Regions from separate parts of the Mus musculus genome. Here all the other regions are linked to region 2. A link is a loop called in an ENCODE intact Hi-C map of the cell type or tissue named here. Cell type or tissue: heart. All regions are shown on one strand. Each heading gives the region's core, and the rest is flanking DNA. Links, peaks and the distances in the headings are about the cores only. Region 1 holds the start of Gm32663 (a long non-coding RNA gene). Region 2 holds the start of Nup107 (nucleoporin 107). Region 3 overlaps Gm32663 (a long non-coding RNA gene).

What was found. A loop is a pair of places that touch in the nucleus more often than their neighbours do. Peaks named below come from ENCODE experiments on the same cell type or tissue, not always from the same donor. Only the 100,000 strongest peaks of a DNase experiment are listed, where the experiment ranks them.
Region 1: it touches region 2 in a loop (2.3-fold over the local background); 2 of 42 quality-filtered maps call a loop at or near these places.
Region 3: it touches region 2 in a loop (2.2-fold over the local background); 3 of 42 quality-filtered maps call a loop at or near these places.

What each region holds. Positions count from the first base shown.
Region 1 is chr10:118,004,782-118,015,334 of GRCm38, reverse strand. It overlaps Gm32663 (a long non-coding RNA gene), which reads right to left and starts at 2,202. Exons shown (of 6, transcript XR_003948955.1): 1 at 2,138-2,202. In heart, for the core only: a CTCF peak has its summit at 5,983 (motif pointing right); a DNase peak (open chromatin) is centred at 3,244.
Region 2 is chr10:117,787,427-117,797,979 of GRCm38, reverse strand. It overlaps Nup107 (nucleoporin 107), which reads left to right and starts at 5,275. Exons shown (of 28, transcript NM_134010.2): 1 at 5,275-5,376; 2 at 7,422-7,513; 3 at 7,920-8,006; 4 at 10,069-10,187. The coding sequence starts at 5,369. In heart, for the core only: no CTCF peak of the experiment used is centred there; a DNase peak (open chromatin) is centred at 5,149; H3K4me3 peaks cover 2,468 bases; H3K27ac peaks cover 2,640 bases.
Region 3 is chr10:118,059,934-118,070,486 of GRCm38, reverse strand. It overlaps Gm32663 (a long non-coding RNA gene), which reads right to left. Exons shown (of 6, transcript XR_003948955.1): 3 at 3,653-3,772; 4 at 2,040-2,207; 5 at 1,364-1,551. Among named protein-coding and RNA genes, the nearest start is that of Gm32663, 52 kb to the right of the region's middle. In heart, for the core only: no CTCF peak of the experiment used is centred there; a DNase peak (open chromatin) is centred at 5,336; H3K27ac peaks cover 334 bases.

The DNA of each region.
Region 1 (10,553 bases), core at 1,487-9,486, 220 kb before region 2:
ACTCCTGTCAGTGTCCCCACTCTTTGTCAGTGTCCCCACTCCTTGTCAGTGTCCCCAATCCTTGTCAGTGTCCCCACTCCTTGTCAGTGTCCCCACTCCTGTCAGTGTCCCCAATCCTTGTCAGTGTCCCCACTCCTTGTCAGTGTCCCCAATCCTTGTCAGTGTCCCCACTCCTTGCCAGTGTCCCCACTCCTGTCAGTGTCCCCACTCCTGTCAGTGTCCCCAATCCTTGTCAGTGTTCCCCAATCCTTGTCAGTGTCCCCACTCCTGTCAGTGTCCCCAATCCTTGTCAGTGTCCCCAATCCCTGTCAGTGTCCCCAATCCCTGTCAGTGTCCCCACTCCTTGTCAGTGTCCCCACTCCCTCTCAGTGTCCCCACTCCTGTCAGTGTCCTCACTCCTTGTCAGTGTCCCCAGTCCTTGTCAGTGTCCCCACTCCTGTCAGTGTCCCCACTCTTTGTCAGAGTCCCCAATCCTTGTCAGTGTCCCCAATCCTTGTCAGTGTCCCCACTCCTGTCAGTGTCCCCACTCCTGTCAGTGTCCCCACTCCTGTCAGTGTCCCCACTCCTTGTCAGAGTCCCCACTCCTTGTCAGTGTCCCCACTCCTTGTCAGTGTCCCCACTCCTGTCAGTGTCCCCACTCCTTGTCAGTGTCCCCACTCCTTGTCAGTGTCCCCAATCCTTGTCAGTGTCCCCAATCCTTGTCAGTGTCCCCACTCCTGTCAGTGTCCCCAGGCCTTGTCAGTGTCTCCAATCCTTGTCAGTGTCCCCAATCCTTGTCAGTGTCCCCACTCCTGTCAGTGTCCCCAATCCTTGTCAGTGTCCCCACTCCTGTCGGTGTCCCCAATCCTTGTCAGTGTCCCCAATCCTTGTCAGTGTCCCCACTCCTTGTCAGTGTCCCCAATCCTTGTCAGTGTCCCCACTCCTTGTCAGTGTCCCCACTCCTGTCAGTGTCCCCAGGCCTTGTCAGTGTCCCCACTCCTATCAGTGTCCCCACTCCTGTCAGTGTCCTCAATCCTTGTCAGTGTTCCCCAATCCTTGTCAGTGTCCCCACTCTTTGTCAGTGTCCCCATTCCTTGTCAGCTTGTGCTGTTCTTCAATTCTCAGAGGCTGGAGGCCTTCACATCTCACTCTCTCCTTCTCCCTGACTTCATCCTATCCATATGAGAGCTACGGTCAGACAAACTGGGAGGGATTGACAGTCACCATCTCTGTGTCCTCCTCCACTTTGTTTCTGTGGCACAGTTCATAAAACAATGAGCACATGACAGGGCCACTGGAAAGAGCAAATTAAACAGCAAGGGAGACCGCACTGTGTTTGACACAATAATCCTGATTATTCTGGTCACATAGTCATCCAGTCACTTACGATACCAGGGACTCTTCTGTGTCCTCGAGACATGTCATGAGCAAAGCAAGAGAAAATATCTGTACTTCTGAGGCTCACAATCTTGTAGAAACACTAGACAATGAACAAATAGGTCATATGTTGGGATGTACTAAGGGCCATGGGGCAAAAGAAAGCGGGGTGATGGGACAGGGGGCCAACGTGCAGAGAAGTTGCTGGAATTTTTTAAAGGTGTTTGAAAAAGAGACCATTAGTAACATGGCACTTGAACAGAGCCCCAAAGGAGATGAAGGAATTGCCTAGGCACATATTTCTTTTTAAACAGGAGGAATGGACACAGGGCATTCCAGACATAGGTCTGATGTGTCTGAGCCACAGCCTTGTATAATGACAAGGACAGGTGGGTGTGTAGTAGGAAAGGAAGCCAGTGGTCTTCCAGTGGCCTTATGGGTCCAGCAAGGACAAGCTTGTGACCAGAGTTAGGTAAGAGCTGTCATTAGACTGTGCCTGTGTGGACCAAGGCATGACCATGTTAAGATAAGAACAGCAGCAAAGCCAAGAAGCCAGGAGGAGATCACCAAAGCCTGGGGTAATGCCAGCCTGGACCAGTATGGATACCTTTTCTTTGGAGGTTCTCAAAGACTCCCCATGGCATTCCCCTATGGAAGCTGTAGTCCTGACGTTGGCTTTCATAACCCTGGGTTATTGCAATAGGTCCTTTCTTGCTGGACCATGTCTCTTGCCCTCAGGCTCATCCCATCATCCCTTGACAGAAAAGAAGCACGGCAGTACCTGACAGTTGATCCCCAGTCCTGGCTCCTCTCCATCACTGGAACCTTGCTCTGGGCCCCACATACTCAGTGTTCTTTCCTATTATGAGCCAGTCCCTTCCAGAACTCCACAAACTCAGCAGCGACTCAAACAGCAACAGGCATCCTTAACAACCAAGAGATGTTCCTTCCAATGCGGCAATTCAAAATTAGTAGTATGGCCCTTTTAATTGGATCGTATCACTAGATTTCCATGACAACAGTTAACAGTTAGTATGCTCCAAAAGTTACAGATGCTGATCTAAAAGACTTAATTTAAAAAAAACCTTCTAATTCTTACAACACACTTAAGCTGTCAATAGTACAAAGCTAATGAGGAAACTGGGTAGGTGTGAGGGGCACTAGGGTTGGAATCCTGAAAATGTAACTCCAGAGCCAGCCCTCTCTGGCTTCCCATTCCCCATCATTCTGTCTTCCTGCGCTAAATCATGTGCACTGTTTATCATGTGTAATCAATGAAATATAATTTATATACAATGTATATCATGTGTAATCACTGAAATATAATTTATGTGCACTGTGTATCGTGTTATCGACTTATGTGCACTGTGTATCATGTGTAATCACTGAAATATAATTTATGTACAATGTGTATCATGTGTAATCACTGAACAGTGTACCATGTGCTCCATGTGTCATGTACACTGTGTATCATGTACACTGTAGATCATGTGCACTGTGTATCATGTGCACTGTGGATCATGTGCACTGTGTATCATGTGCACTATGTATCATGTGCACTGTGTATCATGTACACTGTGGATCATGTGCACTGTGGATCATGTGCACTGTGGATTGTGTATAATCATTGAACTGTAATTCATGTGCACTGTGTGTCGTGTAATCACTGAACTGTAACTGAGATGCACTATGTATCGTGTACACTGTGGATCATGTGCACTGTGTATCCTGTGCACCTTGTATCATGTGCTCCGTGAATCATCATGTGAAATCACTGAACTGTAATTCACATTCACTACCAAACTCATTTTCTGACTGAAACCTCTGCTTATGCTTTTTCTCCTTCCTCTCCTTCTCTCTGCCTTGCCAAGTCCCACCCAACCCTCTGTCCTTCAACTTCCTGTTCCTCCAGGAAGCTTTTCTAAATAAAGCCTCGCTGGCCCTTTGTTCCTCGGCTATTTGAAACTTCCTGCAAATCACCATGTGCCTTCTTGGATTCTTTTTTTTTTTTTTTTTTTTTTTTTTGCCTGAATCTTCTCAAGTGCACTACGAGCTGCTTATGTAGAGCAACCATAATTCATATTGCTTTTTATAGCCCCACAGTATGTGCAGCAATCGTGGGCCATTCAGTTCAGCATACATTCTCAGTCAAAGCCTGTGGCGAACTAGATTCTGTGCTGGACCTAGAAATACAGCCAAGATAGCCCTCAGATTTATTTGTAGATGATGGGTACACCCGGGGAATTGCTTCTTGAAATGGACCATCCATTATAACTAGTCCTTTTTAGACGAAAGCCATCAGTGACGCCAGGCATATGCAAGTAAGTGGCTTTCATGGCAGTCCATAAAAAGTCATTGAGTATTTTTCTTGATGTAGAATGCTGAGCCATGCTCTTGTTCCAAAAATAAAACTAGATAAAATCCCTACTGATTCTCATTTTATGCTCCTATGGGCCTTAGGGTGACACCGGGAAGAAAGAAGCTACCCCAGGGTACAGAGGTTAAAGAGAACACAACTCAGCTGTAGAAAGCAGCCAGATGAAGCACAGAATAACCAGAGATTACTTTCTCCATCATTACCTATTTGTTTGTTTGTTTGTTCCTCTCCCTCTCTTGGAGGGCCTTCCTTTACCCTGCTTTCAAGTGATCCATCATGGCTTACACAAATTGGTACTCTCAGTCTCTAAACACCCACTTCATGACCTCCCAGGTACAGCATCACTGCATATTCATGACATTTTTCATTTTCTAACCCCAAATTATCCATCAAGAGAATATAGCAAGTCTATCACATGGGATTCTATCCCTCGATCAACCAGCTATGTCTGAGGACTATGGAAAAGATGTCCTAAGTTATATCAAAGGGGCACAGGGATGCAGGAGTCAGTCTACACAAGATGGTAGCTTTGGGAGAATATAGCGGGATAAGTGGCCCAATAGTTGATTTTGAATACAGTCTGTGATGGTTTGTGTATGCTCTGTCCAGGGAGTGGCACTACTAGAAGGTGTGGCCTTGTTGGAGTGGGTGTGGCCTTGTTGGAGTATGTGTGGCCCTGTCAGAGTAGGTGTGTCACTGTGGGTATGGGCTATCAGACCCTCATCCCTTATCCTAGCTGCCTGAAAGCCAGTATTCTGCTAGTAGCCTTCAAATGAAGATGTAGAACTCTCAGCTCTTCCTGTAACATGCCTGCCTAGATGTTGCCATGGTCCCACCTTGAAAATAATGGACTGAACATCTGAACCTGTAAGCCACCCCCAATTAAATGTCCTTATAAGAGTTGTCTTGGCCATGGTATCTGTTCACAGCAGTAAAACCCTAACTAAGACATGGGCACATCTCAGATTTTCATATCACATTTAATGGATTCATGGAATTTTTAAGATAAAGGAATCTAGGAACCATCCGATACAAGTCTTATGATTCAGCCCTGTGTAGATCAAAGATCCTTTGCAGGTATGGATGGCATCAAGAAAGTTTACCATTGTCTTTGATTCCTAATTTATGCCAATACTTACCAGCAACTATGACCACCTTTAATATGTAGGTGTCCAAAGATGGTCCATACATACAAGTGGGTTTGTTTTTCCTTTTTAATATTCCTAAGAACTTTGTACATGTATTGTCTTGCTTGTTCTAACCACAACCATGAAGAGCTGACTCCTAAAGAAGTTGAGATTCACCTGTGTCTTGTATTAGTACTGGGCAGAGCCAGGACTCCATCTGATGGTAAACCCTTGCTCATTCCGTTATACCAGTGGCTCTCAGATCAAATATCAAACATCAAATATCCTACTGAAGTGGAAACTTCTGGTTCCTTTGAGAAGCCAGTATGTCAAATGTTTTGCTGAAGCAGACACAGGTGAGAGGATGTTTTACTATAGCAAACATGTGAAAGGACACATGATGTTCAGAAGGAATATGGATATGACCCACAGACAGAGATAGAGCATTGGTTTGCTTTGCTCCACCTCGCCATTCTTTGCTAACAGCATGTGTGTATTGGTTCGCCTTACATTGCATTGCTGAGCTTTGCTGTGGTGATGCCATAGAGAGAAACTCACCAAAGAACTTCTGGTGGTGTTCTGGCGGCTTCTCACACCACATTTCTGCCCCCACACTGCCATCTAACCCATCTTACTGATAGCACGCCATTTCCCTGAGCCTCTCTGGGTCACTCCTGTGGGTCCCACTGATGGACACAGCACATAAAATGTAAAGCATTGTCACAAAAGTGGGTAGAGGGTCAGACCAGTTGAGAGAGTCCCTGAGCAAATATTCAAGGGGTCAGCGATAGAGAAGAGGGTGCCTAAAACATGGAGTCAACTGTTGCAAGCATGGCTGACTTCCATCCCTCTGCATTCGTGTCTCTAGCATGGTGGGAGGAATGTTTTTTTTTAGTGTCCGATCTCTGTGGAGTGGAAACTTGGTTCTCATCTATGGAACTGTTGTGTAGCAGCGATTCTTCCACTCTGTGAAAGGTTTTACTGGTGTCTTTTTAAAAAACGTTTTGTTTTGTTTTGTTTTGTTTTGTTTTGTTTTGTTTTGTTTTGTTTTGTTTGGACTGGTGTTTTGCCTGCGTGTGTATCTGTGTACCACGTGCATGCAGTGCCTGTGGAGGCCAGAAGAGGGCATTGGATCCCCAGAACTAGATTAATGGCCAGTTGGGAGTACTGGGAATTGAACTCTGGTCCTCTGGAAGAGCAGCCAGTGCTCCTGACCACTGAGTCATCACTCCAGCCCCTCACTGGAACAATTGATACCAACAGTATGATCATCAGCTACTCTGGACTCAATCTTGAAATATGAGCTGTGCTAAGCCTGTTGGAATTCTTCAGAGTTCTCTGGCTTCCAAATGCTTCTGAGCTTGATTCTGAGTCTCTTGGGCCAAAAAGAAGCAACTTACAAACATCTAAATCCTAAACTGCTTCCAAACGACACTGCTTCAAAGAACTCTGCGTGAAGCAGCTCCTTTGCTGCTTGAGCTACCTATTGACTGCGGTTCCTTGGCTGTGGTTGTGATTTTTTTTACCCTTGAAAACACAACGCTGGACTCAAAATCAACTGATACTGATACTCAAAATCAAGAGATACCGAGAAGGTCTCTCAGCAACATGAGACAATTAGGGTGACCAAGGTTCTCTATTTATCCAGACGGACAAGGGTCCCAAGATACGGGACTGTCCCCTTTAAAACTGCAAGGTCACTAGCTAACTAGTAGCAAGCTAGTCATCCTATCCCAGGCACTTTATTGGCATATCAAGATGGTATTTGTTTCTGGTTTTTTACTATCATGTACTAATTGTTTATGTATGTATGGATGTATGGATGTATGGATGGATGGATGTCTGGTGTGATATTTCTATGCATGCACTGATCAAATCCATTTTTTTGTTGTTGTTTTGGTTTTTTGTTTGTTTGGTTTTTTGAGACAGGGTTTCTCTGTATAGCCCTGGCTGTCCTGGAACTCACTTTGTAGACCAGGCTGGTCTCGAACTCAGAAATCCGCCTGCCTCTGACTCCCAAGTGCTGAGATTAAAGGTGTGCACCACCATGCCCGGCTCAAATCCAGTTTTAAAAGCAAATCTTTTTCTCTTAATAATCTTTAAGATGTGTCCTAGAACCAAATGTTGCAGCAACCCAAGATGCTAATTACCCATTAATGTCTTTAAACAGCATTTTTTTGTGGCCTTGCAGAAAACCCAACGTTTAAATCTGTGACAATGAACACAGTAGGTTAGGGCTTCCGTAACACCCCCGACGCAGAAGAAATACACCACGCAAATGAAGAGCAAACCTGACACAGGCAACAATGGTTCATTTCGGTATGGAAAGCCCTGGCAGGGACTTCTACAGAAACGCAAGCCTTCAGCATCCCCTAGGAGCCTTTATTCACTGCCAGGAAAAGCTGGGACAGGAGACTTCACTTCTCTGAGGATGGGGGTGGGGCTTTACCTCACTTTCCTTATTCAAGGGCCTTCCTCTGCCCCCTGCCCAGCAGTAATGGAATGAGCAACCCAAATAATGTGCACACTAATTAAATCTTCTATAGAGGTGGGAGGGAAAGAGTCTGGCAAGAGGCCAAGTCGTTTTAATATTTCCTGGGGGAGAAGAGATAAGAACTTAGTCAATCTAATCGAAAGAAAAAGAGACAGAGAGACAGAGAGACAGAGAGACAGAGACAGAAAGAAAGGATGGAAAGAAAGAAAACAAAAGTGAAAGAAAAAAAAAGAAAAAAGTCTATTCCTTCAAGACTCAAGCACCCCAGTTGTAATTGATTGATACCATTTAGAGGTAATCTAGCAGCACTGAATAATTTATTTTAAAATAACAGATGTGGAAACATGAAGCTACACTAGCCACTGTCCAGCAGCACATGTACTCATGATGAATACCATGCCAAGATCAAGCCTTCGTCTTTGTTTTAAAGATTTCCAGACACCTCGTTTTAGTAGTTAAATTTAGGAAGGCAGTAATTTCGAGCCAATGGGTGAGACTGGATTATAAATCTTCATTCCATGAATACAGGCCAATCTTACTGGGCACCGTGCAGGGACGTCAGAAAGACAGTAGAGGATGGAGAAACAGGCCCGCCCTTCACCACAGGCTTGCTTCCGTCAGATCCTTCCTGGTGATAAAACACCTGAAATACATCAACCTATAGAGACAAAAGACTTAGTGTGTTCATGGTTTGGAGGGGCTGACTCATGGTCTCTGGATTATAGTTTGATCAGTGAATAATTGAGTCTGGTACCTATCTGCCAGGACTCCAATATCTGCCCTGTGGAAAGTGAGAGACCCAGCACTGCCTGTGTCCTGCCCACAGCTGGGACCTTTCTGAGTCCTTTGCATAGCGTCTGCTGTGAGGCAAGATTTCTGGTCCACATTTCTGCCAGTGTTGACCTCACTGTCTACTCTCCTATCACCGTAGTGAGACAGACGCCGTGTCAGGGAGTACAGCTGCTGCCTCCTGTGCCCAGGAAGCAGAGTAAAAGGAAGAGGCTGGAGGCCCAGCAGTCTCTTCAAGGAGAAACCACCAACTACATACCTTCCTTCCGCTAGTCCCCACCTCTTAAAGGTCCCACCACCACGACCACGAATAACAACAATATTCCCAAAGCAGTATGACTGGCAGCCAAGCCTTTAACGAAAGCCCCTCTGAGGAATATTTAAGATCTGAATATAATAAGCGAGGAAGACCAACAATAAGTACCAAATAAATAGAAGAAATAAATTCAATGATCAGAGGCAGTGATAAATCTACTCTCATCTCACATTACAGCTCCGTGAACCACTTATAACATCTACGAACTCTCGATTTCAGCTACTGTTAAGACAATAAGGTTGGGTTTTTTCCTCAATGTGGTAAAAGTCATGTGTCTCCATAAAGAATGATTTAACACAGTATTCTAATTTCTCCCACTAAAAGAACCTATATTACTCACCATAGCCTATTAAAGTATTAGATTGGTATTTGTTCTATCAACATATTTAAAGTCCTATAAATAATTTACAACTTTAAAATACAAAGCTTTACAAATAGCCTGGCACTCCCTTCCTCACCACTAATGAACACTCCTTTTCTTGCTAGTACATCTAACACCTGTTCTTTCTAGTTTCTAGTACAAACAAGGCACCAGCCATGTAATACTTCTGTCAGGGTGGGACAGATTATAATAGAGATGAACATTTTCAGGGGTTTAGCATCATGGCCTTCATAGAATACACATGTCCATGATGAAGTTGGCCAAGCAAACTCACTGAACTGCTATTAGTATAAAAACAAAGCACATACAGCTATGTACAGACTATACTCGATAATATCAATAAAGGACTCACTGGGCATGCTAGTACATGCCTGGTGTCCAAGCACTTGGGAGGCAGAAGCAGGAAGATCAGGAGTTCAATGACAACCTCAGCTACAGAACAAGTTTGAGACCAGCCTGAGATCCAAGTCATTCTTGAGTGTGGTGTGTGTGTGTGTGTGTGTGTGTGTGTGTGTGTGTGTGTGTGTGTTTGATTTAATCTCATGCTATTTTCCCCCACCGTGGCAATAGGCAATATCACATACACACATGCACACACACATGCATACACATATACACAAGTGTGTACACATATATACGCACACATATACACATATACACATACATACATACATACATACACACATACATACATACACACATATACATACATACATACACATACATATACACACACATACATGCATACATACACACACATACATATACACAACATACAAACACATGCATACACACACACACGCCTAGGGATATAGTGGACCATGCCATCTAGATGTATGACATATATTCTCACAGACACAAGCTTGCTTAGTGATATATTTCACATAAACTATCTCCAATGTTTAATATCGTGACTGTAGAATATGGGATCAAGTCTCTGTTCTACCTCGGATAGTTTCAACCATCGCCTACTAGCAGAGGAGCAGGCAACAGAGACAAAGCGTGGTCCCATCAGCTTCCTCTCCTGGAGCCTTTTGGAATGGCTGCCCTGCTCACCCCTCAAACTCTACATATTCCTTTCACTCCCTGAGGAATGGCTACCACTTCCCAGCACTTCCCTGTGAACCATCCCCTCCAGAAAAGCTTGTTCTGCAAACCGGAGCCCAAGTTTCCCGTGCATAATTTGTCAGTGATTGATGCCAGCAAGGATATTACCATTTTAATAAGGTCTATAAGAACTGAGAGTCTAAGAATAGGTCTCCAGGCCTTGTGACTGACAGGATACATGGACCAGCCCGAAGAGCTCCTGACCACTGATTTGCAGCCTTCCGGTCCAGGACCCAGGTGCCACACGGAGCCGGAAGCTGCAGAGGGTATCTTGCCTAACATTAGCTCCATGATACAATATAAGGCAGTGCTGTTTTCAACGTTGCTACCGGGAACATTGCGTTCCCTTTGGGGTTCTTAGTCTCATTAATAAAAGGCTTTAAAAACAGACCCAGAAGGGAGCTCAAGGACCGTTTTATTAGCTCTTGAAAGAAAAACAGCAGTGGGGGCAAGCTGTAAGAAGGGGAGGTATGGAAATGGGAATGGTATTCCTTTAGAGACAGGGCTCAAGAAAACCAGGATGCTCGGTGATGGAGGCCAGCTGCAGGACGGGAGGAGGTGTCAAAGCCCAGAGTGTTAGGGAAGGTGTGACCTAGGCCAGGAGA
Region 2 (10,553 bases), core at 1,727-9,726:
CATCGAGAACAGTGTGCTGGTTTGAATGCTATGCTCCCATAGACCCATAGGGAGTGGCACTGTTAGGAGGTGGAGCCTGCTGGGGTAGGTGTGGCTTTCTTGGCGTGCCTCACTGAGAGTGAGCTTTGAGGTGTCCGATGCTCCAGCCAGGCCCAGTGTGTCTGTCATCCTGCTGCCTGCTGACCTGGATGTAGAACTCTCAGCTCCTCCTGAACCATGCCTGCCACTCGGCTGTCTTTAGATGCAGTGGGATTCCGTGGTCACTGCATGAACGACTTCTTTTTTTTTTTTTTTTTTTTTTTAGATTTATTTTATTTTATTATATGTGAGTACACTGTAGCTGTCTTCAGATGCACCAGGAGAGGGCATCAGATCTCATTATGGGTGGTTGTGAGCCACCATGTGGTTGCTGGGATATGAACTCAGGACCTTCAGAAGAGCAGTCGGTGCTCTTAACCACTGAGCCATCTCTCCAGCCCCATGAACGACTTCTTTCCGGTTTGATCCAGTCTATCGGAGCTTAGTGGCATCCCATTAATTATATTTCTCAGGTGATATTTACTCGAGTATTTAGAAGTGAAGTGTCCCTGTAGTTGATATCTGAGGCGGTTGAGGAGAAAGGAAGGAGTGTGTCAAGTCCGGTTCTGTCTGAGCGCTGGCTGCTCAGAGGAGCTGCTGTTTCCCCAGCTCCCCGCCCCTTCCGGTCTCTCAATTCCGTGAGCTCTTGATACCCCCCTTCCAGTGCTTGCTTTTCTGCTTAAGTTAGGTTTCTGTCTAACCACCCTAAACCAAAAGTTACCATGGATACAATACACGTCACAGAAGGAGTTTATTTCACAGAATTTTAAAGTATCCAAATGTGTACGATGTAAATATTTAGGGGACTTTGTAATGTTAATGTTTACAAGTTAAAAGTGTCATGATATGGTTCAGTAGGCAATATGTCCAGGGGTAGAACCAAGTTTTGGGTTTGTTTGTTGTTGTTGTTTTTTTTTTTTGGTTTTTCGAGACAGGGTTTCTCTGTGTAGCCCTGGCTGTCCTGGCACTCGTTCTGTAGACCAGGCTGGCCTCGAACTCAGAAATCCGACTGCCTCTGCCTCCCGAGTGCTGGGATTAAAGGCGTGCGCCACCACGCCCGGCTGTTGTTTTTTTTTTTTTAAGAGACAGTATCTATAGAACTAAATTTGACCACCTGATCTCCATATTTACACCAAGGTACACACACACACACACACACGTACAATAATAGTAATAATAAATAAAAAATTTTAAATGAGAATCTTTAAGATGGCCTATAGGTAAAGTGTTTGCTCCCAGGCTGGATGACCTAAGTTTGATCTTAGGACTCATGTGGTAGAAGGAAAGACCCAGTTGTCCCCCAAGTGCCCTCTGGCCTCCACAGTTCCTACATGGCATGTGCCCTGCCCCCAAAATAAATAACCATAATTAAAAACAATAAAAGGGTCCAGAGAGAGAGAGAGAGGATTCCGTGGAGAGAGGGTTCCGTGGGTAAGTCCACTTGTAGTTCTTGTACAGGACCAGGATTCAGTTCTCGACACCCATGTGGAACTGGCTGCAATTCCAGTTCCAGGGGAATCCAGTGCCCCCTATGGCCTCTGCCGGTACTGCATGTCCATGATGCACTGTCATACACGGAGGCACACATTCATACACATACAATTTAAACGTAAAATTTAAATTGAAAAAAAAACATTGTAGCCGGATTCCAGTGCATTTTCTAACAGTTTGTTTCTTTGAACATAAGGCTACTTCTCTGTCCCAAACTGCTCTTCTTATGATCATATATGTGTGTGTATTTGTGTATATATACATATATATGTATTTATATGTACATATATGTGTATATATGTATGTACATATATGTGTATTTATATGTACATATATGTGTATATATGTATGTGTGTATATATACATACATATATGTGTGTGTGGGTGTATATATATATATATATATATATATATATATATATATAGCATTGGGATCTGGGAGATGCTCAGTAAGAGCATTTGCCCTGCAAGTATGAGAACCTGGGTTAAAATCCTCAGCACCTGGGTAAACATCCAGGCATAACCACACTGGCTGTGACATTGGCATTTGAGACAAGCAGACCCTGGGGTGATGGAGAGTCACCCCAACTATCTCTCTTAATAAATACTAAGTCACCCAACTAAAAAGCTTCTTGTACCCTTCAAATAATACTCTCCAGGAGAGGGAATGAAGATCGCCTATTTTACAGAAACCAGAAATGCTACCATCAAAGGAGAAACATACATACATTTAAATTAAAGATCTTACTTAGCTCTCTTTACAATCCTAGAGTCAGACAACACTCCATCCTGTAGAAGAAAAGTGTTCCAGTGAGATGAGCAGAAGAGCTTTGCTCTAGGGACAGAGAAGGGCCAGGATCGCAGGAAAAGGGAGCTGCAGGCTCTCCTGTCAGGGCTCCACCACAGCTGTTTATGCTGAGATGCAGCAGCTCTACTACCAAATCGCCTCCGAGGTCACGAACAGAGACAAACAAAGCTTGGGGAAAGAAAGAACAGCAGAGGCTAAGGCAAGGGGGCAGTGCATCCAAGGCCAGCCTGAGCTAGATAGCAGAATGTGTCCAAGGACAAGCCAACAATAAAGGCATTTGGGAGTCACAAAGTGAGGAAGTGAGCCTCTGCATAAGGCAGGGCCAGCAAGGCAAAACAACTGAAGATGAAGTACTTAGCACTGGGTTACTTTTCTTGTAAAATTAAGCAGAGACAATTTGACTATGCCAATCAAAAATGGTCCTTGTGGAAAATCTGGTTATCTCTCTTTAATTGTCTGGAGATCAGATAATTTAGCCTTGTAAGGTAGAACGTTCGTGGGTGACTTTTATGTATATATATATATATATATATATATATATATATATATATATATATGGTTATATATATAGTGTATATGAGTACACTGTAGCTGTCTTCAAACACACCAGAAGAGGGCATCGGATTTCATTACCGGTGGTTGTGAGCCACCATGTGGTTGCTGGGAATTGACCTCTCAGGACCTCTGGAAAAACAGTCAGTGCTCTTAACCACTGAGCCGTCTCTCCAGCCCTCATGAGTGATTCTATCTTGGTGAATCTAATTTGCTGTGGCCAAATGCAGGGGGTTCATCCACACCAAAGGATTTTTATTTAGTAATTGAAACAGGAAATATCATATCTCAGGGTTATTTAATAGATGTGATGCACACACAGATATGTGTGCATGCATGTGTGGGTGTATGTGTGCACATATTCGGTGTGATATGTGTATGTGTATGACATGGTGTGCGTGTGTGTGGGGTATGTGGTGTGGCATATGTGTTGTACGTGTGCAGGCATCCATGTGTGCATGTGTGTATTTGTATGTACACTTGTGTGTTTGTGTGTAATTGTAGCATACATGGAGGTAGGGCTGAGTTTTGAGACTAGAAGACAATTTTTTTTGTGGTTGGTTTTCTCCTTCCACATTTACCAGGGGTCCAGGGACAGAAGCTAGATCATCAGGTTTGCAGGGCAAGCTGCTCCCTGGCTGGCCCTTCTAACACTATGGTTGTAATCTGGTTACTTAATAAACAGTGTCTGCTTTCAAAGTGAGGAGCAAAAAAGTAACAACTGAATTCTTCAGGCAGCTGGATGCACTGCCTTTTACTCAGACAGCTCTGGATTAGAAGGGATACTATAGTACTACTTTTTTCTTTTCTTTTGAGACTGGGTATCAAAACAAAGAAACAAACAAAACAACAACAAACTCGTACTGGCCTCTAACTTAGTAGGGCCTGAGCATGGCCCTGATTCCTGTCTGTACCTTACTCTGTGCATGGGACGGGCACAGTAAAGAAACTGCCACCGTGACTGCTCCGTTAGGGATAAGGTTTTTAATGTGGGTAAGAGAGAGAAAAGATCCAGAGGCACCTGGAAGTGCCCAGAGCGGAGAGAAAAAGAAACAGGCTGGACATGGCCAGGGCCGGGGAAGCTAGAGAATGGGAGAGAATAGTTACATCAGCAAGAGATGGGAGTCAGGACAGAACACACCCAGACACCAAATGCTCAGCACAAAGGAAATGTATTACCCAAGACGGACAAGCAGAAGGTGTTGCCTCCGTCTGGATCGGCCAAAGAAGGCAGCAGGTGTCTCTGCAGGAGAAAGGGGGAAGGCTGTGCTAGGATGAGTTGGTAAGTCCTAAGTGGACATGTTAGCCAGCTAGTGAATTTTGATAGTTGGACCTCGGAGTTTTAGTCAGGCATAAGGATGTGGCCAAATAAGGGAAGAGACCTTGGTGGCTAGGTTTAGGAATGTAATCTAACGGTTTAGCAAGGGAGAGGGGAAGGGAGAGGGCCACACCTGCTGGTGATGTGTCTGCAATGTCTGCGCCTGTTGGAGCTCTTCAAGATAGTTTTGTGTGCAAGATGAGAGAGCAGAGACTAGAAATTAGTGCAGAGTCGGGATTGTGGGGACAAGTAGCTAAGAAGACCGAAGGAAAACGCATTACAGGAGTTCCTGAGGAATGCTGGCGTTTATCTAACCGCCAGAAATCAGAAATGGTTCAGCCAGAGCTCATTTCTAGATATTTGGAGGGCCTGAGACCTAACATTTTTGAGGTACTGGAACAGGTAAGTATTCCCACGCCCAAAACTTTTAAAATTTATGATAATAACAGCAACAATAATAATTGCTATTATTACTATCGTCAGGCTTTCTTAGTGCAGGCTTGCTTCAAAATCGTGGTTCTTCCTCCTGCCTCAGCCTCCCATGTGGCTTTCTTATGCTTTGCTTTTTTTATTGGATTTCTTAAAAAACGGCTGATTCCGTAAAAGAGAAATAAATAACGAGAGAAAACAACCTCAAAACCCGTCCAGTGAGGTTACACCACAGTTCAAAGAGGTGAGCGCCCCGAGACAGGCCAGATCCCGTAAAGTGGCGCTGAACCGCAAACAAGAACGCTGAATGCAGACTCTTCAACAGATTCCTAAAGTCCAGGTTATAGACTTCCGGCTTCCCAGAACAACGCCCCACCCAGACCACGCCCACAAGCCAGGCTCAGGCGACATACCCAAGCTCCGCCCCTTTCCCCGCCCCCTTCCTGCCTGGCCGGCACCACCCAGCCACGCAGTCACTCCCTGGCACACTTCCGCGCCTGCGCCCACTGAGCCTGCGGCTGGAGACGAAAGTCGCGCATGCGCCGAGCGGGAACATTGTTTCTCTGGGACTGGCTTAGCCAGGCCGCGCTTCCGGGTCGAAGGGTGTGCTTCCGGAGAGCGGGAAGGCTGAAACGCGGCGGCCAGGCTGCAGTCAAAGAGTTGCAAGGTTCTAGGCGGAGACCGCTGAAGCCATGGACAGGTCAGTCCTGGTAGGGACGCCTCGGCCGAGACTGGGGCTCTCGCCTGTTAGCGACGTAACCGCCTCCGCGGCCAGGGATTTGGCCCTCGGTGGAGGAATGGACGCTTGGCGCGATTGGAGCGGGGATGTGAGAATGCGGATCCCCGGGGTTCCACGCCGCGCCTCCCGGGTCTTCTCGGCGCTCGCTCCGAAGTGTGCGGGGGTCTGTGATGGTCCCGCATTCGAAATGCGAAATGAAGCAGTTCGAGCTCAGGGCCATCAGCCGCACTGACAGTTCAGCCCAGACGTCCTCAGCGTGGTTTTATTGCGGTTATTAAGTCATGTCAGCTGTACGTTATTGGGTAACGGTGGTCAGCTTAGACTTTAAAGTGCCGGCCCTAGGGAGTTGAATTTCTCCCTCCCTCTCAAATGATTTATGCTCGCCTGACACGAAGATGGGTTGTTTAAGGCCCTTGGCATCGGGGAGTAGATTGTGTAGTGAAGACAGTCGAGCAGTGTAATACGATGTATTTATACTGTACTGCGGGGAAAATAAATGAAGGAGATGTTTTATCTCCCTGTCACAGGAGTTTCAGGCAAACCTATAAAAGTAACTTGCTAGCTGGTCTTTTGAGTAATAATAGCACATTATTGATACTGAAAACATTGTGCTAGGGGTTATCTTATGTGTGTTCCTTAAGCTTTAAGTGGCACATTTAGTTTTAGAGCAATCCCGTGAGGATCTTATCTATATAGAACAGTGAGCCTGTAAGAGATTTAAGGAATGGCATAGTTAAATAGAACCCTGTTATGGGGCTGGGGATATAGCTCAGTGGTAGAGTGCTTGCGTAGTAACCCTTAGGTTCTGGGGGGGGAAAGAGAAACATTACCAGCAGGGACCTTTGAATCTCCATAAAGCTGTTTGATGAATAACTTAAGTAGATAGATGAACATCCAGTGACAGGGGAACACATATAGACCTCTGTAAAAGAAACATACTCAGATATAAAGTCATGAAAAATGTTCACGCTTGTGTGGCTGAATGCTCCCAGCAATGCGGATGGACTTGATGGGCAGAACTAAATTAGGATGGTGGTGTAAATACTGTGCTGGTGAGTGTTAGCTTGAGTCTGCAGAGAAGAGGAAGCTGGCTGGAGATTTTAAGTGGAAGAAAGGTGTACTAGAAGGATAATTAAAATCAACCCCCATGGTTTAGTTTATAAGCTGTCAGATGACAGTGCTGGAGGCCCATAGCACTGTGCTAAGACAGGAGACATCCTTAGTCTACATGGAGGGAAATCACTTGAAGGGCCATTTCTCCTCTTCACTAGAATTGCTTCACTTTTTCTTTCATCCCGCCAAGCCATATCGTACTCACAGTCTGAAGTATAGTCCTGGCTGCATAGCAGTGTTTGGTCAGCATGCAGGCCAAAAATATAACAGTGGTCCCATATGATGATATTGCCTAGTGACATGATGACTGGCTTAGCTTGTATAGATATATTCTGTGAAGTTTTCATGAGGATTAAAAAAAAGAAGAATTCTCAGAGCCTGTTCCTTCTTTGTTTGGGTTTGTTTTTGAAGCTGCTTTCACCCTGTCTCAGATTGGCCTGGCACTTCCTATGTAGTACAATTTGGATTAGAGGTGTGAGCCTGGGCTAAAACCAAGCCCTTCAACAAGCAGCTAACTCATCACCGTATTTTAGAGAGTGCAGAGTCCTTCCTTGTAGAGAATTCTGTAGTCAAGCAGCTCTTTGGTCTGATGGAGGAAAAGATTTACCTTTATGAAGCCATACTGTAGTATAAATTTCGGGTTCTAAGATAACTCCGCGGAGAACATACTATTGTGATACTAGGCAGTCAAAGACAGGGCTGGTAGCCGAGCACTGGGTGGGATTTGGGGGAGTAAGCAGGACTCAGAGACAAGAGGTTATTCTTGCCAACAAGATCCAAGACTTGGCTATTGGGGTGAGCCGTCCCTCGACTGACGAAGATCCTTTCTTTGCCCTAACTGTAACGGTAGTCCTTCAAAGATGCCGTCTAAGACCTTGATTATACTGTTCTAGGAGTGGCTTCGGGGGGATGTCATCCCCTGTGATCCGGGATGCGGAGGTGACGAGGACTGCCCGGAAGCACAGTGCTCACAAAAGAGTTCTAAGTATCCTTCGTGTCAGGATTGCAGAGTGCAGGGTGCCGTGAATCAGGGCTGTGGGATTAAACATTAGCTGGGATAGAATTTGGCTTACCTCCATTGGGGTTTACATATATGTTTACATACACGGGACATACATGTTCTCAGTGAATGTCAGTGAGCTAAGATGCCTGTTTCTCTGAAAAGCATGTTGTCTCACTACTGGTATGCCATAGTAGTCAAAACTTATTATCTAGTCTCTATCTGAGAATTTAAATGACAGGTGGCTTTAACAGCTGTACAGAAAAGGTGGTGCCCATAAAACACTTTGTTCTTGAAAGAAGTGTGCTCATGTATCTGTGTAGTAAATCCTTGCTTGACTTTAATGATTTTTCTTTTCTCTACATGGAAACTTTCCTTAATTCTTCCTAAGTTCAGGCCAACCAAGAGGACAATTTTGGTACTGCTACACCAAGAAGCCAGATCATTCCTCGAACGCCAAGCTCCTTTCGACAGCCTTGTAAGATTTTGTTTGTGCTTTGGAAGTATTTAATGAAGTAGCCAGCTGGCATTTGTATAATTTTCATTATAAAATATTTAGCTACAATATCAGGAAGTAAGCATAAATAGTAATGATTACAGTTATCTGAGCTCTTATGAACAAGGACCTGTACTCTATATCAGTACATAGTAACTGTGACATACTGTATCTGCTATCCTCTATATCAGTATATAGTAACTGTGACATGCTGTATCTGCTGTCCTCTATATCAGTACATAGTAACTGTGACATGTTGTATCTGCTGTCCTCTATATCAATACATAGTAACTGTGACATGTTGTATCTGCTGTCCTCTATATCAGTACATAGTAACTGTGACATACTGTATCTGCTGTCCTCTATATCAGTATATAGTAACTGTGACATGTATCTGCTGTCCTCTATATCAGTACATAGTAACTGTGACATGTTGTTATCTGCTGTCCTCTATATCAGTACATAGTAACTGTGACATGCTGTATCTGCTGTCCTCTATATCAGTACATAGTAACTATGACATGTTGTATCTGCTGTCCTCTATATCAGTACATAGTAACTGTGACATGCTGTATCTGCTGTCCTCTATATAAGTACATAGTAACTGTGACATACTGTATCTGCTATCCTCTATATCAGTATATAGTAACTGTGACATGCTGTATCTGCTGTCCTCTATATCAGTACATAGTAACTGTGACATACTGTATCTGCTATCCTCTATATCAGTACATAGTAACTGTGACATGCTGTATCTGTTGTCCTCTGTATCAGTACATAGTAACTGTGACATACTGTATCTGCTGTCCTCTATATCAGTACATAGTAACTGTGACATGTTGTTATCTGCTGTCCTCTATATCAGTACATAGTAACTGTGACATGCTGTATCTGCTGTCCTCTATATCAGTACATAGTAACTGTGACATGTTGTATCTGCTGTCCTCTATATCAGTACATAGTAACTGTGACATGCTGTATCTGCTGTCCTCTATATCAGTACATAGTAACTGTGACATACTGTATCTGCTATCCTCTATATCAGTATATAGTAACTGTGACATGCTGTATCTGCTGTCCTCTATATCAGTACATAGTAACTGTGACATACTGTATCTGCTATCCTCTATATCAGTACATAGTAACTGTGACATGCTGTATCTGCTGTCCTCTGTATCAGTACATAGTAACTGTGACATACTGTATCTACTTTTCCAAGTTAGAAGGCAGACTTGGAGAAGCCAGTGTGAGTGAGTTCATGCTGTTATTTAGACAGTGAAAACAGGATTCCAACAAGTCGATTTGTTCCAAAGCCCTGGCCACTACCCTGCATGCCCCAGTGTGCTCTCTGAAGTTAGGTGATGAAAATCTGCTGACTGCTGCCACCTTTGATCATTTTAAGTCCACTCAGTTACAGCTAGATTAAAAGTACCTACTATAGTAAAAAAAAAAAAAAAAAATTAATAGCATGATAAGCTCAACTTTAGAAAAATAAGTTAGTCTTCATAACATAAAAATGATAACACTTAAACTATTTGATTTGAATCTAAATAATTGAAAGCTGAGAAATTATTCTTTTGTGTGTATGTGTGGGTATTTTTTCATGTTCATGTATATATAGATGTGTGTTATGTATATATGCATGTTTTTGTGTGTCTGGAGCATTGTATGTATGCATGCAAACATACATGCACATAGATACACGTGTGAGTCCAGAGGTGAACCTTGGGTATTGGTCCCCAGTGTTCTCAAACAGGGTCCCCCATTGCGACCTGGGGCTTTCTGATTGTCCAGACTGGCTGCCTAGTGAGTGCTGGCTCTCCTCTCTCTTCTCCCCAGTGCTGTGCTTGCAATCGTGCACCACTGTGCCTGAGTCTTTTACAAGGATGCTAGGGCTCAGACTCAGTTCTCATGCTTGTACAATGAGCAAGCATCTGGTACAATGCTTGTACCAACTGAGCCGTCTTCCCGCTCCCTGGAAGCTTAGATTCTGTTGCTTGGCTCCGTGCTTTGTGTTGACAGTGTTCTGACCTTCCACTCACAGTTGTTACTCCATCGAGCCGAAGCCTACTGAGACACCCGGATATTTCCTACATTCTTGGAACGGAAGGGAGGTCTCCCCGGCACACACAGTCTTCTGGGTACTTGGGAAATCTTTCTATGGTATGTATAAATAAATGCACTTTAATACTTAAAGGCACTTAAAAGTCTTTTTTTTTTAAAGATTTATTTATTATTATACATAAGTACACTGTAGCTATCTTCAGATACTCCAGAAGAGGGTGTCCAGCCCCCATAACTTTTAACTTAAATTAAAAGACTTTTAGGGCTGGTAAGATGGCTCAGCGGGTAAGAGCACTGACTGCTCTTCCGAAAGTCCTGAGTTCAAAAATCCCAGGAACCACTTGGTGGCTCACAACCATCAGAAATGAGATCTGACGCCCTCTTCTGGTGTGTCTGAAATCAGCTACAGTGTACTTACATATAATAAATAAATAAGTCCTTTTTTTTAAAAGAAAGAAAGCAAGA
Region 3 (10,553 bases), core at 783-8,782, 270 kb before region 2:
TTACATCCAATGAATTCGCTGTTGTTTTAAAATAAGTTAATAATTATTTCATAAATGTTTCTACCGTGTAAGTAGATACAGCCCAAATAAGCAAAGGCCTTTTGGGAAATTCAGATATTTCTCAGTATATAAAGGAGGAGCAGAAATGATGGCTCAGCAATGGAGAGCACTCCCTGCTCCTAGTAGAGGACCCTGGTTCAGTTCCCAGAACCACGGGGCAGCTCACAAAAATCTGTAACTCTAGTTCCAGGGGACCTGACCTCCACCAGCACCAGGCACACACATTCTGCACATAATTCATGCAGGGCGAATACTCACACACATAAAGAAAAGCAAATCTTAAAAAAATAAAAGAAAATAAAAAAGAATATAGAAGTATCCTGAGACTAAAACTTGAAAAATAGTTACAATAGAATCGTGTAACCAAAATAAAAATAAATAATTGACACAGATTGTGTAATATATGCAGAAATAAACACACAGTAGGTAGATGAGATCATTTCAGTGTCATGAAAAGTTTAAGCAGAAGAAAAAATCCAGTTGCTGACTAGCCTGTTATCATAGGAATGGATGATTTTCAAGAATTTTTAAGCCATCAGAGAAAAGTGACAGGTATTTGTGACTCTGGAAAGAGTCTCAGTCACTGGCTTAGATTTTCTTTTAAAGCCATATTGTATGAAAATGTTCAAATACATTATTAAACTACACTGAGATTTAAATGATAAGTGAACTCTGAAGCAAGGTAATTTTTTGCATTAACATAATTTCTCATCTTTTTTCCTTCTTAAGATATGTTCTTCTCGATCCTAACTAATAAGGAAAATCCCTGAAGGTAATCCTCAGGCATCAAGTTGACTTCAAACCTCATGATTTCATTTGCAATGTTCTTCTTATTGTTTTTCTGTTTTCTCCAGGGCAGTGTTAATTGGAAAAGAAAACTCACTGATATGAAGCAAGTCTCTTTGACTCCTAAGATTCTGATGGTCATTATTATAATAATGTCTATAGTTTAAATGCCTGTATTTATCTAGTGTAAATATTCTAATATATTAATCTATATACTACTTTGTAACATGTTTAAATAGTTCAATACATTTCACGGTGAATTAAAATTTCTAGACTTATTTTATATACAGTTTGCTATGTTGAAATACTTAAGTATCTTATCAACATGTAGTCATGTTTGTCCTGAATTTTAATGCATTTCAAATGCTAAAGAATATTAAATAAATTGTTCTTGCATTATTTTCATTCAAAAAAAAAAAAAGATATGTTCTTCTCACTCTGGGAAAACTTAAGAATGAAATTCCTGCTTTTCGTTTCCAGGAATCCAAATTAACAGTAGAAGCTAGTTCAGTCACACCTTGTCTACGACGAGATTCCCTCTGAGTGACTGGAAGAATCAGAATCCAAGGTCTCGGGCATTCTCTTGTAGGACACTGTGATGTAATCCATCGTCTCTGAGAACACAGCACATTTCACATGATGCTGGACACTGCTGCTTCATGGGGTGAAACATCAGGAGCTCCAGCGATGCTCGGTCAGAAGAGCCTTTACCAACAAGCGTAAGAACCTGACTTTAGTCACCAGCACCCACATAAAAGCTGGATATGGTGACATGTGCTGTGTGCTTATAATCTCAGTAATGGGGAGGCAAAGGCAGGAGGATCCCTGGCGCTCGCTGATGAACCAGCACAGCCTCATTGTCAGCAGGCTTCCGGCTCCAGTGAGCAGCCCTGTCTCAGAAAACAAGGTGGATATTATTCAAGGTTGCCTTTGGGTTCCATGTGCATCCACACACCCACACATTTTTTTTTTTCCTAAGTCAAAGTTTCTCTGTGAAGCCCTGGCTGTCCTGGAACTCACTCTGTAGACCACACTGGCCTTGAACTCAGAGATCCACCTGCCTCTGCCTCCCTGCTGCTGGGATTAAAGACGTGCACCACCACCTCCTAGCTTTTTTTTTTTTTAAGTAGAATATTAGCTCCAACCACCATAGTCCCCATATTCCAAAGATGAGCAAAAAAGCCAAAGGTTACCAACTAAAGAACCTCAGGAAGGGGGCAGAGACATCTCATCACCCATGTTGTCATCACACTAATGGCTTTCTGGATCTCTGACACTGCAGCTGTGCCTGGGAGCCCAAACACTTGATACCACATGCGGGAGAAGTAGACGAATGACTGAAGCTGATTTCCTCGGCAGCTCTGAGATATCGGGGAACAAGAAGCTGATTCAATTATTCGCGTAGAAGTAGAAAGGGGTAAAAATGGCTTGGCGTTGGGAAAAAAATGAGGTGCTGACACGGACTGGGACATGGATAAGCCTTAAAATCCTGCTAATGAAACCCTCATTCCAAAAGGCCACATAGCGTCCACATGCAGGAGATGTCCTGAGTAGGCAAATCTACAGGTAGATCATAGATTTGTAGGGGCATGGAGCTAGGAGGAAGGAGAGTCAACTGTTGGTGTTTCTGTTTTATTATTTTATTGGGTTCTTACCCCTTTACCTCCCTTCCAACCCTTATGCCACCCTGATTTCTGCTAACCCCTCAACACTAGGTAGGAGAGAAAGAAGGTCAAAGTGGGAAGGGGGCATAGAACCTATAGGCTACTTGCTTCTGATTAGGGTCATTGGGTTCCTCTGGGCAAGTGCAATCAATCTTTGTCAACAGGATATCCAGCAGTCCAGCAAACCAGCAATAGCAAACAGCACAGCAGCAGGGGCAGCAGCAGCAGCAGCAGCAGCAGCAGCAGCAGCAGCAGGGAGCGGCCACCACCACAAGCCCTCTCGGGTTGCTCTCATTTATACCCTCTCTAGAATTACACTGTCTACCGCTGGCAAAAATCATACACCCACTACTCACCCACCCAGAGCACAAGACAGTCATAGTTAATGGCTATGGACAAACTAAAGCAGCCTCATATCCCACACCTGGAGTCAAAATAAAACTATAACTGGATTTTTAAAAAAGATGTATTTATATGAGTACATTGTAGCTGTCTTCAGACACACCAGAAGAGGCCATTGGATCCCATTGTGAGCCACCATGTGGTTGCTGGGAATTGAACTCAGGACCTCTGGAAGAGCAGTCAGTGCTCTTAACCACAGAGCCACCTCCCCAGCCTCCATAACTGGATTTTTAAAGAAACCAAAATTCTTACTACAGTCAACTGCTAGAAAATATTTGGGGGAAAGGTGGTGTGGGAATGGTCTAGACTTGACTATAATGTCAGTAGTACAACTGTATAAGTCAGTTACATTCCACATGAGTGACGTGGATTATATCTTAATAAAGCTATTACCAAAATAATGTAGAGGAGTTTGAGCTCCGCCCCATCTGAAGTGTACAGGCATTCCTACTGACTTTGCGTGAACAAAGGCTTATAAAGTTATTCTAAGGTTGTCTCAAGGTAGACCCTTCTAAAACTGCACATCACAACAGCTAGGAACTCAGTAAACACGTCCAGGGCAAAAGCAATGTGGACAATGAGGAGAGGCAGACACAGGCTCAGCATCGTGACGATAGGTAACAGGTGGCCTAGGCAAGACCTCTGTACCCCTACAGAATGGCACACACCAGCAGAGCCCCATCTTGAGAAGATCAGAATGTCATCCAGAGTTATGGTAGGGGCGGGACAACATAAAAGACCTGCACACTCTGCAAACTTCCACGTGGGACTGGGAATCCGATGGCAGGGGCACCTTGCCCGTTGCGTGACTGCAGTGATGGCTGGGGCTTCAGAGAAGCTGAGCTGGTTCTCCAACGGACCTACAGCAACCGCACAGGGATGAGATTAGCATTAATAATTCATATGGAATTTATGTTGCTTAAGAATCACAACACAATGTGGAATCCGGGTAATTTCTATTCCAGTGACAAGGGCCGCTCATCACTGTTAGTGATACTTTATTTTTTATAATTTCTGGCGCCTACACAATAACCGTGCACGCAACAGCTACTTATTCTCTTCCTTTGTAGATGAGGAGTTAAGTGAAGAGAAGATAAAGCAATTCTCCCAAGTCGTGAATAAGGGGCAGAGCCTCTCTGTGCCCTGGCACCTCCTAGGTGGTCAGCTGCATTGGGATGAAGATGGCTGTCTCCTCTCCAGGCACTGGCTGTCAGGAACTCACCAGAGTGGACCCTGAGGCAGACCTCGTACTTTCTATGAGATGCATATGGCCACAGAAGCGGCTGCTGATGCCCTGGGTGAAGGGTGGACAGACACGAAGAACAGGGATAGACAAATCTGCTCCTGGGCTGACAGATGCTACTGTGCCTCACTGACTGGGCTCAAAAAAGCCAGTGGGATCAGGAACTTCACAAGCTCTCTAGAGAAGATGCCTGCTAATCTGTAGTCAGAAAGTCCTTAATGTTTAAGGTGCTCAATACAAACCAGCAATAGCAAACGACGCAGCAGCAGTAGGGACAGTAGCATACAATTAATTTTGTTGCAGCTTCATAACTGTAATTCTGGCTACCGTTATGAATTGCAATGTAAATATGTCCGATATTTTGATGGTCTTAGATGACCCCTGTGAAAGAGTCATTGGATTCCCAAAGGGTCTTGACCTACAAGTTGAGAAACACTGATAGTAAGAAGCCCAGAACCAAAACCATAGCATCCTCCTCTATAAATTAGTAATAACCATAATGTCTAACTCCTGGAATTGCTCTGGGAATGAAAGCAAACCATACATATAGAAACATCCAACAGAAGGCCCATGTATACGGTAGGTACTCAGAAGTCAGTGGCTCTGTAAAGTAGGCATTCATTTCAATGTACCGCTGGGCAAAAACAATACATGGCGTCCACCCAGATCCTTCTTCTAAACAAATACATGGCGTCCACCCAGATCCATCTTCTAAACCACTTTATCCTCTTTCTTCAATGCTAAATGGAACGCTGACATTTGCTTAATCTAGAGCCAGGCGTGGCACATGCCTAGAGTCCCAGCACTCTGGAGGCTGAGGTAGAAGGGAGTGTTGTGAGTCTGGGGCTATATCCTGAGAGCCCAAAGGGTTGTAAGTCTGGGGCTATATCCTGAGAGCCTATCTTTATAACTCTGTAACAAATGAGGGGCGAGCATTGTTGTATTCTGGGAGTTGCCTGGATGAATTTTTAGCTAGTTATAGGCGAATAATTTACTTGCAATCTTAAAAAAAAAAAAAAAAGATGTTGCTTGTGAGATGGAAAAATACATAAGGAGTGTAAGAAGTGGGGACACCACCAGGAAGCCCTCCAAGCCAAGGTGTCACTTGATGGAAAAGGCAGCTGTGGCCTGCACCCCTATCAGCATCAGTAAGCTGAGTGGGGGGCCCTTCCTGGGAAGCAGGAAGTGTTGCTGTCAGATACTCAGTCCTATCATCTTGTCCCTACCCTGTGGCATTGTCTGTGGCAAACAAAGGAAACCCTGAACCAGGGAGATACGGGAGAGAAGTCCTCAAAAAGTGACACCCGCCCGCCCATATCTTGGAAAGCATGTGGTAAGTGTGAGATAGTGCCAGGGAAGGATCAGAGAGAGGGGGAAGGCTTTGATATCCTTTGAAAAGGGTGCTGCGCTTACGAGAAAACTAGTTCAAAGTTGAATGAAACACACAGCAGGTGTCAGGCGGGTGCAGAATCGAAAGTCTTGGGCTGTGGAGGGAAAAGGCTTAGAGGATGAGGTTTAGGAGAGAATAGTGTGTGTGTGTGTGTGTGTGTGTGTGTGTGTGTGTGTGTGTGTGTGTGTGTCTGTGTCTGTGTGTCTGTGTGTCTGTGTCTGTGTGTCTGTGTGTGTCTGTCTGTGTGTGTCTGTCTATGTGTCTGTGTGTGTATCTTTGTGTGTGTATTATGTGGTATGTGTGTGTGTCTATATGTCTGTGTGTGTCTGTGTGTGTGTCTGTGTGTGTCTATGTGTGTCTGTGTGTGTGTCTGTGTGTTTGTCTTTGTGTGTGTATGTGTGTGTGTGTGTGTGTGTATGTGTGTGTGCATGTAGGGGACACACATTTAGCCAAGGGTGCCTGACTGTTTGTCTCTGCCCTATATTTAAGTGCATGCCCTTAAGGACAAATCAACCTGTGTCCATGTGTTACATGTTATTTATGAGAGCCAGGGGAGGTTCTCAGGCAGTGGGAAATGTGGGAGGTGGGACTGTGATGGGGTTTGGCAGTTGAGGATTAAGGAGCAGGAACTCCAAACTGAATTCTGGGTCCACCTGTTAGGAACTCATCAGACCATTACTGTCAGCTCACTGCCAAGGCTGCATCTTTTAAGAGAAATAGTGTCTGTTTGTGGAATAGTTGCCCAACCTCACTCATGCCTAGTGTTCAAGGAGGCCAGAAGAGGGGAATGGATCCCTCCAAACTGGAGTTCCATGTGATTGTAAGCTGCCATGTGGGTGCTGGGAACAGAACCCAGGACGCCTGCAGGAACAATAAATGCTCTAAACTGCTGAGTCATTTCTCCAGCCCCAGTTTTGTGGGATTTGGGGACATGGTCCCACTCTGTAGCCCAGGCTGGCCAGGAACTTGACTGGTAGAGCAGGCTGGCCTTGAATGTGTGTTGATTCCCCTGCATCACACTCCCAAAAGCTAAGTTTATAATTAGCAAATGTAAATCATCACATCTGGCTGAATTTGTGGGGCATTTTGTTTTGCTCTTCCTTATTATTATTATTATTATTATTATTATTATTATTATTATTATTGATTTGCTGCTGCTGCTGCTGATGACGATGATAAAATATAGAGGGATATGTGTATGATGATGGAGTGGGAGGGGCGTGCCACAGTGCATCTGTGTGGATCAGAGGACTTTAAGGAGTCAGATCTTATCTCCTACCAGAGATACTGGGACTGAACTCCGGTAGTCAGTTTCACACAGAAAGCTCGTTTTCCCTCTGTGCCATAGGTTGGCCAAGATTGTGTTTCTTAATCACTTCTCTATTAAAAGCAGCCAAGTTGAACCCACTGCATATAAGCACCGGTACTGAATAATTGTCCAGCAAAGAAATCACTCAAGATCTCAAAGCTTTTTCATTGGCTAGAACCACATCTTATTCCCGCCTTCCTATTGTTTTTAAGTACTCAGGTAATGTTAAATGTTACATTGTTTACATGACTTTGCATTTTGTGTCAAAGTGTCTGTTGCCTCAAACACAGTGCTAGCCAGCTTGCCATTGCTGTAACAAAGACCTGAGGTGATCAACAAATCAAGAGAAAGGTTGCTTTTATAGTTTTGGATGTTCCAGTCCATGGCAGATTGGCCCCGTTGCTCCTTTGCCTATGTGGAGGCAGGCCATCATGGCAGGACCATGTGGCAGAAGTCCCAAGCAGCAAGCAAATGGGAAGGAGAGGGAAACTGAACATGGTGCTTGCAGAGCAGAGGAAACTGAGTTCTAGGCCAGCCTGGGCCACATAGCAAGATCCTCTGAGATAAAGAGAAAGAGAGGGTGAGGATTCCCACAATCTCCTTCAAGTACACACAACATCTTGAAAAACTCCCCTTAGGCCTTGTCTTGTGAGACCCCGACTTAGAGCGTTTCTCCCTGGAAGGTAAAGCCCCTGGACGTTCCCCAAGCTTGTTTCCCTGATCTCTAAAAATACACCCAGAAAGAAGCTCTTTGTTCTCTATAGCCAGCAAAAAGCCTTTTTGTTTCTATACTTTACAACCAGAGATGTGATAATTGTAAAAGACCCAGCCAGGCACTTGCCTGGCTTCCTGTGCTGAGGACATGGAGATAAAAATTCAGAAAGAACTCACTCCCCAATCCTCCTGCCTTGTAAATTTCACCAAGGACACCTGGAAGAGAAGAATTCCTCCCAGCTCCTCCCAGCTCCTCCCAACTCCTCCCAACCCTCCTCCCAACTCCTCCCAATTCCTCAGCTAGCTGTTAAAAGCCCCCTACTGTCACTGCTCGGGGTCGAACTCCCCTGCCCTGCATGGTGGAAGGAGTTCATCCTCAGCTAGCTGATAATAAAACCTCTTGCTGTTTGCATCAGGTGTGGTTTTCTCTCGAGTCATTGGGTGCTGGCCAGCTCATCCCGGGACTTGAGCAGAGGCCCAGCTTCGGGGGTCTTACAGTCTCTTAAAAGTTCTCCACCTACCAAAAACACCAAGCTGAAAACAGCCTTTATATACATACACCTTTGAAAGATATTTCAGATCTAAACTACAGAAAGTAAAGAAAATACACAGTTGATATTGCAAACAAAAGCTAAAAATGGTGACTCATGCCTATAATTCCAGCACTTAGGAAGGTGAGGTAGGAAGATCATGAGTTCAACGCCAACCTGGGCTATATGGTAAGAGATTGTCATTGCTGTTTTTAGAAGCAGGGTTTATGTGTAGGAATGTTTAAATGGTATTCTAAGATCAACTCCAGAGCTCATAGATCTTCCGGGAAATTTTCCCAAAGGAGGAACAAGCATTATGGGGAAACGAAATTTCCCAAAGTCTTAGAAAGTTGTGATGAATTACAAACTACATTTCAGTCCACACAAACACCTTCTCTGAGCAACAATGCACACCTGCCCACAAGTGACAGCCCCTCCCAGTTCAATGTTATCATCTGTTGCCTGCATGCTCCCCCTCCCCCTCCCCCGGCCCCCCAGTTCTCACACCCAACTGGATGACTTCAGTGGCTCTGTTCACCTGGCCACATCCACGAAGCATCCTGCTCTTGTCTATATCCCATACCTTCTTGTCCTTGAACTTCCCTGACACTTGTCTCTCTTCCCTGAACACAAAATAAACAAACTCTCCAGCCCGTTTTTCCTAGATCCAATTTTAGGATGGTGAACAATTGCTAATGTTTGTCTGGGAACTGCTGGGCTTGCGGGATTTTCCAGCTTATATTTTCATTTCGTTTTGGTTGCTTGCTTGTTTGCTTGTTTGCTTGCTTGCTTATTATCCGGTTACAATATAGCTTTAGCCCATTGAGGTCATTTTGGGGAATTTGTATTTAGACATACACCCACAAGGAGGGTAAGAGGCAATATTTTCATGATATGTTTCATTAGACTCTTCCATATTTTACATTCCTTAGCCACAACTGGTTATTGCACACACACACACACACACACACACACACACACACACACACACAAGAGTAATTGATGTGTAGCCTCAATTCATTCTTGTTAGCCACTCTTGGCTGACAGCCATCTTTGTTAGTCTATCTAGGAAAGAATAGTCAATTTCTCTTGCTACTTAAGTACACTAGGGAAGAGGTGGTAGCCAGACTCAGATACAGACTCAGAAGGTTAGAATTGTAACATTTGTTAAAGAGACTAGATCTTACCCCATCTCACTCCCTGATCACACCAAAATCCCTAAGCAGAGAGAATCTCCATTGACATCAGGTTCCTGGAGGTTGCAAGACACAGTAAAGCCCCACAGGGTGAGAGAGATGGTGGCTCTTTCAGCAGAGAAGACCCCAGCATCAACATGTGCATCTTATGAGGGATATGGAAGAAAATCAAAGAGAACCAAGGAAAGAGAGACAGCTGCCCCCTGAGCCCTGTGTGGTCTGCCTTCTGCGCATTTCTCGGGTACAGTAGATTCACATTTCTGATGTTTCTATTTCTCCTACTCTGTGATGATCTTCTGTCTTGAGAACTAAAGCTGTGGACTGAAAAGGAGCAAGCAGTCTCCAGATACTTCTGCTTCAGGGCATAGACAGCCAGCTGACCTGACACACCCAGATAGGTAGGGAAAGGCAGACCTACCATCTCCAAGAGCTAAAAGGCTTGGTTAGGGAAGTAAGACTTCACAACCAGCAACATCTCTATTGAGCATCTACTAGGAAGACTTGCTCACATACAAAGCCTCTCACCCGTATCTCCTCAAAGTGTTGTCCTCCACTGGTATTTCCCAGTGTAATAGAGGGAAACTGTGCTGTTTTGCTTGTTAAGTCCCCAAACCCAGCAATCATCACTGACTAATTGGTGTCTTCACATTGCACGTCCTGTCAATTCTTTAAAGAACTATTTTCAAAGTCTGCCCACTTCATGTCTCTACCTTTCTTATCACCCCTCAAATGGATTGCTTCAGAGATCCCAATTCCCCTTCGTTTCTGCTAGCTTGCACTCCTCCAATCCATTCTCTGCCCAAAGCAACGGCCAAGTTAGACCATCCTTCCTCTAAGAATCTGCCAAAGCCCCCACATCTCACTGGATGCAAAATGTCCACACTGCTCACGGTAACCTGCATCCACTTCTCCCTTACCTAATTCAGTGCTGCCTCTATGGCCGCCTCTTGGACTGGCCTCTCCTTAATCTTTGGACTGGCTGCATCCATGACTGGACATGTTCTACTCCCAGACAGCCAACATTCATGCTCCTTTCCTCTTTAGGGTTAAACGTCATCTCATTAAAGGCTTACTGACTATAGCAGGGCTTCATCTCAGATGATCCCTGACAACCCCCACTCTCTGGTTCTCACGCCATCATGCAGCCCCTAACTCTTGACAATGAGATCCAGCGAACTGCTTCTAGTGAATAAAGTAGGCAACCATGATGGAATGCCACTTTGCAAGTTAGGCTCCAAGAATGTTCTGCCTTTCATCTT